Regions from separate parts of the Mus musculus genome. Here region 1 is linked to region 2. The links are chromatin contacts, found by POLR2A ChIA-PET in ENCODE. All regions are on one chromosome and are shown on one strand. Each heading gives the region's core, a stretch centred on a gene start or an enhancer-like site at or near the end of the contact. The rest is flanking DNA. Distances are from core to core; before and after follow the strand shown.

Evidence for each region. ChIA-PET counts read pairs that join two places held with the same protein, here RNA polymerase II (POLR2A).
Region 1: POLR2A ChIA-PET joins it to region 2 with 12 read pairs in embryonic stem cell. The contact joins the promoter of Pcbp2 here to the promoter of Pfdn5 in region 2. POLR2A ChIA-PET finds 5 or more read pairs at or near these places in 3 of 5 experiments (Patski and embryonic stem cell).

The regions. Positions count from the first base shown.
Region 1 is chr15:102,467,308-102,472,156 of GRCm38, forward strand. It overlaps Pcbp2 (poly(rC) binding protein 2), which reads left to right and starts at 3,325. Exons shown (of 15, transcript NM_001103165.1): 1 at 3,325-3,496. It overlaps Gm36331 (a long non-coding RNA gene), which reads right to left and starts at 3,189. Exons shown (of 2, transcript XR_384469.3): 1 at 2,948-3,189; 2 at 2,134-2,414.
Region 2 is chr15:102,324,611-102,329,262 of GRCm38, forward strand. Pfdn5 (prefoldin 5) reads left to right here and starts at 1,506. Exons shown (of 6, transcript NM_027044.3): 1 at 1,506-1,650; 2 at 1,823-1,925; 3 at 2,208-2,239; 4 at 3,912-3,986; 5 at 4,102-4,207. The coding sequence starts at 1,579. Gm51296 (predicted gene, 51296) reads left to right here and starts at 4,038; the gene lies at 4,038-4,099.

The sequences.
Region 1 (4,849 bases), core at 2,075-4,574, 140 kb after region 2:
GAACTCTTGTTGAACTCAGGTCTTCAGGCTTGACAATTGAACCTATTGCCAACCCTCTCTCCCTGCTTTGTGTCTGGGATTTCACCCAGGACCTTGTGTGCTCAAGGTTCTTTTTTTTTTTTTTTAAGATTTATTTATTATTAATATATGTAAGTACACTGTAGCTGTCTTCAGACACTCCAGAAGAGGGAGTCAGATCTTGTTGCAGATGGTTGTGAGCCACCATGTGGTTGCTGGGATTTGAACTCTGGACCTTCGGAAGAGCATTCGGGTGCTCTTACCCACTGAGCCATCTCACCAGCCCTGTGCTCAAGGTTCTTAACCCACCCACAGGACTTCACTGTCTCAGTGTTGACTGTAACTCTTGGTCAGCCTTAATAAAACTCCTTGATTTTTATTTTTTGCCTGATGCCATATGTGTGACCTCATGGAAAGTGGATAGCATTCTAGCTGTTGGGAGCCCCACTGTTTTTACTGGCCCACCTGCAAAATCTTTAGGTTAAACTTTCAGCTTAGATCTGACAGTAAACTTGTTTTTGTTTTTAAAGTTTTATTTATTTTATGTTTATGAGTACACTGTAGCTGTACAGATGCTTGTGAGCTTTCATTTGGTTGTTGGGAATTGTATTTAGGACCTCTGCTTGTTCTAGTCAACCCCACTCGCTCTGGTTATCTAACTCGCTCAGTCCCTGCTCAATCCTGCTCAAAGATTTATTTAAATAAGTACACTGAAGCTGTCTTCAGACACACCAGAAGAGGGCATCAGGTCTCATTAAGGGCAGTTGTGAGTCACCATGTCATTGCTGGGATTTGAACTCAGGACCTTTGGAAGGGCAGTCAGCACTCTTACCTGCTGAGCCATCTTGCCAGTCCAGTAAACTTGTTCCTTAATTGGCTTTTTTTTCCTGGGGTTTTCCCTACTTCCTTTCCACCCTTTACCCTTTACCTTTGGCCAAATGATAAGGTTTTGTTTGTTGGTTTTTCTTTCTTTCTTCCTCTCTTTATCTCTCTTTCTTTCTTTCTTTCTTTTTTTTTTTGAGACAGGTTCTCTATAGAGCCCTGTCCAAGACAAAGCTGGTCTTGAACTCAAGAAATCCACTTGCCTCTGCCTCCTTAGTGCTGGGATTAAAAGTGTGTACAGTGACACCTGGCACCAAATGGTGTCAAATGAGGATTTTATTTTGCATTCCCAATATTAGCTCCTCATTTGGGTGGTGGAAAGAAAGACATTTGGAGTCACTTGGCTCCATTTGACTGATAGTAAAACCACAACAAGTACTGCATACACAATAGGCAAAAACACCTGTGTACAGAAAAGAGAGGAAAATGAATTTCTTTTTTCTAGGCGGTGGTGGCACACACCTTTGATCTCAGCATTTGGGAGGCAGAGGCAATTGGATCTTTGAGTGAGTACAGCCAGGGCTCCCCATAGAAACCCTGTCTTAAGAAACAACAACAACAACAACAACAAAATTTATGCATATGTGTATCTGTAGGATAGTTATGTGCACCCGAGGGTGTAAGCACCCTAGCAAGCCAGAAGAGGGCATCAGATCTTTGGAGTTGAATCTTCAGGGAATTGTGAACCCATCTACAGGGAACTGAACTTGGCTCCTTTGTAAGAACAAGTTGTTTTTGTTTGATTTTTGAGAGTGAATCTCACTATGTAGCTCTCAGTGTCCTGAAACTTGCCATGTAGATCAGGCTGACTTCAAAAGATCTGCCTGCCTTTTACCTGCATGTGCCTCGGACTCCTTACAGATGTACCTATTTATTTTGTATGGGTTTTACCTGCCATGTATATATGTGCACCACTTGTGTGCAAGTGCCTGTGGAATCCAGAAGAGGGTGTTGTATCCCATGGAACTGTGAGATCCTATGTCGGTACTGGTGATTGAACACTGAATCTCTGGGAGAACAGTTGGAGAACTATTGAGACATCGTCCCAGTCCTAACAGCCAGTGCGATGGAAAGGGCGTTTGCCATCACGCCTGATGTCCTGAGTCCGATCTTCAGGACCCGCTTGGTTGAAGGAGAAAACTGACTCCTCCTGAAAATCCTCCTTTGACTTCTTCCTGCCTGCTGTGGTGTAAGTACACACACACACACACTCAGTTTGTATACACACATACAAACCGTTTAAAAAAAGGTTTATTGCCTTTTTAAAGACACCAGGATAGTTGTCTTGTGTTGTGTACAAAATTCTGTGTTTTCAAGATGTCTTTTTTTTTTTTTTTTTTTTTTTTTTTTAAGGAGCAACAGGCAACAATAAAGCAGCGTTGCTCTACAGTCCAAGGTGGCCTGAGGTTCACCTTTGTCATCCTTAAGTTCCCCAATGGTATCAGCTTGTATCACACACTGTGCTTGGCCACAGAGTACCTTCTTGTACTGATGTTTAACTTGTTCTTTCGTTCCTATAAATGGATAATTAGACTTAATAAAAAGATTAACCAATTTGGGCAGGAATTCTAGATTATACAGTACTTCTTATATAATAGTGAGATATTCACATGATCAATGTTGTCCTAATACAGTGAAGTTTTAAAGTTACTTTTCTTTCTTTCTTTTTTTTTTTCTTTTCTTTCTTTCTTTTGATTTCTAAAAAGCCCTGTCTGTCCTGGAACTCACTCTGTAGACCAGGGTGGACTCGAACTCAGAGATCTTCCTGACTCTGCCTTTCCAGTGTTGGAATCAAGTTGGGTACCACCACCGTCTGATTTAAGAACATTCTTTTACGTTTTAATTCTTTATTATAATTATTATTGCCTGATTCAGTATCTGGGCTGCAAAATAATGATGTTTTCATTTCTTCTGCACTCACTAAAGTGGATTATTTTTAGAGTAAGCAGTTTGCCTGACACTTTCAGTCTGGCCATTCGTTTTTTATTTTAGACAACTGTTATTTTCCTTTCCCTCCCTCCTATCTTGATCCCAAAGCATTGGCCACCTCTTCGTATTTAGGCCTGAGCTTTCCAGTTCTTCCGCTAGAGGCCACTGGTATCCTCCGCGCCTCTGCGCTGCCGCTCTATCTCAGACCTCGCCGCTGGTTACTGGCCGTCTCGCTGGTGCCGACGCTGTCCAAGGAGCCGCTCTAGGCTCCGGGAAGGCGGTCCGCATTGCGTGGGGAAAGTGTGGACGACGCAGTCGACTCGCCGGCCCCCGGGGCGGTTAGCGCTTCCGGGGTCGAAGGGTGCGCGGGGTTGAAAGCGGCCCGCTCCGCCCCGTCCCCCTCCCAGACCAGCAGAGGCAGCAGCCGGAGCAGCCGCAGCCTGCGCCCTCTCCCGCCCGCCCGCCCTCCGCCCGCCCGCCCGCCCTCCGCCGCCCTCCACCCGCCCCGGGGTCTCTCTCCCCCTTCCTCCTCCTCACCCCCCCCTCCTCCGCCCGCTAGCGGGGCCCCCCTCGCCTTCCCGCCCGCCCCTATTGTTCCGCCCCCGGCCTCCCGCCCTTCCCCTTCCCGCCCGCTCCCCTTTTCCCCTCAGTCGACTCGCGCCTCCAGGTAAGCTTAAAATCTTCTGCTCCGCCGCCGGCAATAGCTTCTTCTTCCACTCGTGACATCCTTCTTGGCGGACTCCGGCCCTATTCTGGAGCCTCGGCCTCTCGTAGACCCGCATGAGCGTCTACTACTTCACTCTGCCTGCCCGGGCATTCACGCGAGGCCCTGGCTCCGGCGCGGCCTAGTAGGCCTCGCGCAGAGCCTGCCCCCTCCCCCCTCCCTCCCGGTGGCGGCTGCGCAGGAGTCAGGGAGGGCGCGCGCGCGGCAGGGGGGGCGGCGGTGGATTTGTTGGTTGAGGGGGGTTGGGGAGGCGATGGCCGGCTTGCTGGCGGGGCGGGTGAGCGCGGCTCCCCGCGGGGGTCAGGCGCTGGCGCAGACACACGAGGAGGCGCTGCTTGTCCGGCCCCTCCCCCTGGGTCGCAGCGCCCCCCCCTGACCGAACCGTTTATTCACCCCCTTTCCCAGTCAAGGGAAAGGGGGGGGGCTTTTTTTTTTTAAGTGGAAAATGCTTGGATGACCCGGGCGGGGGAGGGGAGTGGGGAGCTGCAGAGTTAAAGGGTAGGCGGACTCCCTGTTACCGAGTTACTCTGACGTTCTCTCGGGTAACGAATTTTGAAATTACAAAATGCCTGCCGCTATAAACCAGACCGAGCTATTTATAGAGGGGTAATTGACTGCAGGATTAACAGCTGGATTCCCAGGATGGGGTACACTTAGATTGACCTACTCAGGAGAGGAATTGACAGGTTTCTCAGATTACTTACATGACTTGGAGTTAAAAAAAATACATCTTCGTGCTTTACTTAAGAAATGAATTTGTAGCTAGGTTTTCAGTTTCTTTGCCTTTTGAACTTGTATAACTGTATTTCTAAGGTGATTAATATAACAGTGGGGAAGTGGAACTAACAGTTTTATACTGTATGAGGGGGTGTTAATCTTGCAGACTCAGTGAACAAGCATTGTTTTTCCATAAATGAGATGTTGATTTGTGAGGTTTTTTTTTTTTTGACAGCAATTAACTGTTTTCTGGAAATAGGGAACTGATGTGCTTTAGGGATGCATTTATGTAATCACTTACATCCTGAAGTAACCAGAAGATAGTTTGCATTATATAGAGTGGTGTGACAGTCACTTTAAAGTGCTTTAAACATACTTAAAGTATGGACTTGGGATTCAGAGTTTGGAGGCCAGCCTGGTGTTAATAGTTACATTCAGTACTGGGCAACATAGTGAGGCCCTGTCTCAAAAAAACAAAACAAAAAACCCAACAGTATGTGTATTGTGTGTGTTTATGGCAAAGTGAAAACTGACTGGTTTTATGAAGGGACAAAATTAGTTGTAGGAGGAGAGAAATCA
Region 2 (4,652 bases), core at 256-2,755:
CAAACATCCCTATGAGGTAAAGGCCAGCTGAGTCTTTACTTTTGAGTTTCAGCTAGCCAGTGCTACAAAACAATACCCTGGCAGTTAAAGTGTTCACACTGGAGAAAGGAAAGGTAGTGATAGGGCTATGCTGATGTTTTTAATCCTTCCACTGCCTTTGAATCCTGGATGATTTTAGAAACCATTGCCCTTCCCACCAAGGCTGCTACACTTTGGCAATGGCAGCAGCAGATTCAATGGGGTTTGCTACTCATATGGTTTGTTGCAACAACTACACCTTTAAAAGTTTCTGGGAGGGGGGGGGGTGCTGGTGAGATGGCTCAGTGGGTAAGAGCACTGACTGCTCTTCCGAAGGTCCAAAGTTCAAATCCCAGCAACCACCCATAATGAGATCTGATGCCCTCTTCTGGTGCGTCTGAAGACAGCTACAGTGTACTTCCATGTAATAAATAAATAAATAAATAAATAAATAAAAGTGTGTGTGCACCACCAATATCTGGCTGATATTGTTAAAAAAAAAAAAAAAAGTTGCTGGGAAGCACACAGACCCTTCCTATCCAACACACAATGGTGGGGCTAGACAGACACTCAGCAGTTATGAGCACTAGGTTGCTCTTTCAAAGGACCTAGGTTTGGTTTGCCTGCATATATACTGAGACATAAAAATAAATGTAGTTGGTTGGCAGTTGTTCCTTTTTGGCACTTGCACTTTATCCTTTAAAGCGCGTTAGTGGTACTGTCAGAACACAGGTTCCCTGCTGTCCTGTCGCGGGCTTGTCCCAACAACGCGCAGTAGCTTATACCGCTTTACAATCTTGTGGTTGTGTCGTGAGTCCGAGAGTTTCGAGTCCCTTGAAGGCCCAAGCCATGTTTGCTAACTAATTTTATAACTACCTTCCTCTACTACCCATTCTGTATTTCCTTCACCTTCAGCCAGCACCTCAGCAGGTCTTGGCTCTTTTCCTGGAGGATTGACCCATACCTTCATTCCTGATGGGTCTGTGTCCTTTGTCATCCTGCTTGGATTAGGCTGTTGTAGTTTCCCATTGACTTTAATCACAGGACATGGTAGTACTAAGAGACGCCCTAAGGGATCTCCTACACTCCAGACATAATCTTGCTTACCACCATTGTGAAGAGGTAATCCAATTTCCCCATGGTAATCTGGATCTATCACCCCTCCTAACACTGTTATTCCATTTTTAGCCTGTTGGTTTAAGGGCATTAGAAGCCCAAAATGACCAAGGGGAAGTCTGAGCTTCCAGTTCAATGGAATGTTTGTTGTAGCTCCTGGTAGGAGCACTCCCCTCTCTGGAGCCAAAACTTCTAGGCCAGCAGAACCTAGAGTTATGGGGACAGGAAGCCAAAATTACCGTGCTAGCTTTAGTGTACTCTGAGAAAAGAAAAACTTGCGTTCTCTAATTAAGCTTGAGATCCGAAAAGCGGGTCCGAAACACAGGATCATAGAGACGACGGGCGCAGAGCGTATCCCCTGGCGGCACCACGGAGGTAACGCGGAGGGCGGCTAGAGCGTCACTCGCCCAGGCGGCTTCCTCTTCGGCAGTCCTCCTTCCCAACATGGCGCAGTCGATTAACATCACGGAGCTGAATCTGCCACAACTGGAAATGCTCAAGAACCAGCTGGACCAGGTGAGGACCTGTCCCAGCACCTTCCTCGCGCTTCATATCCTCCGACCGACCGCCCGCCCGGTCGGGGAGGCTTCCTTTCCCAGGGAAACCCCTATCCGGTCCCGGGTCCCGCCCCCTCAGCCTGGGCCCCGCTTTCTTGAGCTGACCCCTTGTTTTTTCCCGGCTTCTGTAGGAAGTGGAGTTTTTGTCCACGTCCATTGCTCAGCTCAAGGTGGTCCAGACCAAGTACGTGGAAGCCAAGGACTGTCTGAACGTGCTGAACAAGAGCAACGAGGGTATGGGCTAGGCGGGTGAGGGCGCCTGGGGATGCCGGCTTCTCCTTCGCTTTTTCCTAGTTCCAGTTTTCGTTAAAGAAAACTGTTTGTTACTTAGTGTGTGTGTAGCCACAGGAGCCCCCGCATGTTGCCTACAGAAAACTAAAATGTACAAGACATTTCCTCAGTTGCTGTGTTCTTTTCACTGTCTGTGAACACTGAGCCCTGTTGGGAGCTTCCCCTAACGTCTTCGCGTGGGAGCCGCTAGCCTTCCCCAGCTGTTTGTCTTTATTACTTTCACAGGAAAAGAATTACTGGTCCCACTGACGAGTTCTGTATCCTTTCCACGGGAAATGCTACCTTACATTCTTCCACAGTCTTTCCCAAAAGCGGGGAGAGTTTTGATTTTAAGAACAGTCGAACACTTAACGTAGCTCACTTGTCTAACGTTGCACCAGTGTCCATGTAATACTTTGTATCAGAGTTCGGTGAAGAATTGAAATGTTGTGTTTCTCTTTGTTTAGAGATGTCAATATGGAGACAAAGCTGGCATTTGGCTAAAGCCAGTAGAAAAAATGTTAGGATATTGAAATTGGGAACTTGCCTCTTTTTTCAATTTCACCTTAATTGCCGCTCATCTCTAATAGTGAAAGGTAGATTGTTTCCTCCTGTTGAAATGACCTGTTGTCATTTCCACCAGGAAATGACAGTCGAAAGAGAAACCTAAGAATAGCAAAGTGGTGAAGACTGTTTTAAGTAACAATAGAGCCGGCAAGGTGACGACGCAGAGCGTAAAACCCACACATACACACTGAGCTAACTTTCTGATACTAATGGGGTGGAAGGAGAAGACCAACTCCCAGAAGTTGTCCTCCGACCTTCGTGCTCCATGGCATGCACACTTGTGAAAACACACACACAGACCAAATACATGTAAGTTTAAAAGTAGTAATAATTTGTAACTAGAGAGATGGCTCAGCAGTTAAGAGCACTTGCTCTCAGTGAGAACCCAATTGGGTTCCGAACATCTACATGGTGTAGGTGACAACAATTCAAGGGGATGCAGCAACCTTTTCCGACTTCTGCAGGCACCAGGCATGCACATGATGCATACACATACACATAGTTTTGTCTTAGGGTTTCATTGCTGTGAAGAGACATCATGACCAAGGCAACTCTTTTTTTTTTTTTTTTTTTTTTTTTTTTTGGTTTTTCGAGACAGGGTTTCTCTTTTAGCTCTGGCTGTCTTGGAACTCACTCTGTAGACCAAGCTGGCCTCGAACTCAGAAATCCGCCTGCCTCTGCCTCCCGAGTGCTGGGATTAAAGGCGTGCGCCACCACGCCCGGCTGCAACTCTTGTAAAGGCAAACATTTCATTTGGGGCTGGTTTAGAGTCAGAGGACTCAGTCCACTGTCACTGTGTCTGGAAGAATGGGAGCACCCAGGGAGACATGGTGCTGTAGAAGGAGCTGAGAGTTCTACATCTTGATCCAATTGGCAGCCAGGAGAAGAGACCATCTTCCAGGTAGCTAGGAGGAGGGTCTCAAAGCCCACCCCCACAGTGCCACACTTCCTCCAACAAAGCTATATAGCTCCTAATAGTACCACTCTGTGGGCCAAGCATATTCGAACCACAAATCTAAAATTAAATATTTAAATCAAAATTAGTAATAATCCATCAGGATTCATGGTTCAGGGGAAGTGAGGCCGGCTTTTCACTCACACTATTCTGGAGCTTTAGGAAAGAATCCTAAGTATCTGATCTGTTCCTTCTGGAAAGTGGAAAAATACAGGGGCTCCTTTAAAGAGGAGAGATGGGATCAGGACCAGAAAGTGTTCCAGCTTCTGTTGTGTCCCTCCAGTTACAGTGACCCGTAAGTTAAGGCTTCCGGTCTCTTGGTTCTCCCAGCTGCAGCTTTTTAGAAAAGGACACCTTGGGGTTAGTACCCTGGCTGACAAACCCATGCCGCATGCTGGGTCAGTTTTTTCTTAACCCTGCCCTCTCAGATGTACGTCCCCGGGAAGCTACACGATGTGGAGCATGTGCTTATTGATGTGGGAACCGGCTACTACGTGGAGAAGGTGAGCGGGGGTGGGGGTGGGGAAGTTCTGAGGAGGTGAGCGACGGGAGCTTAAGGGGAGAGGTGTGGTGTAGGACAGGGTCTCTCTAGTCTTTCATTCACCTCTGCTCTTGCAGACAGCTGAGGACGCCAAGGACTTCTTCAAAAGGAAGATAGACTTCCTCACCAAACAGATGGAGAAAATCCAGCCAGCGCTGCAGGAGAAGCATGCCATGAAGCAGGGTAAGTTCTGCCTAGGGTACCTCTTTTGTAAACTAACTCTTATCTCTCTTTCTGTAAAGTAGTATTTATTATTCCTCTGTGTGTGTGTGTGTGTGTGTGTGAGTGAGAGAGAGAGAGAGAGAGAGAGAGAGAGAGTGTGTGTGTGTGTGTGTGTGTGAGAGACAGAGAGAGAGAGAGACAGAGAGAGACAGAGACAGAACAGACAAACAAGGGCCATAGAAGTGCTGTGGTATACATGGGAAGGTTGGAAGAGAATTTTCAGAAATTGCTTTTCTCCTTTTACTCTGGTCCTACAGATTAAACTGTCATCAAGCTTGTGTAGGAAATGCTTTTATCTGTTGCCATTTTATAAGCCCCCAGGAAACACCTGATGCTTTCTTCCTCCATGGTAGGACATTCATTGCATAAGGCATGATGGTACATACCTGTAATCCCAAGACTGAGT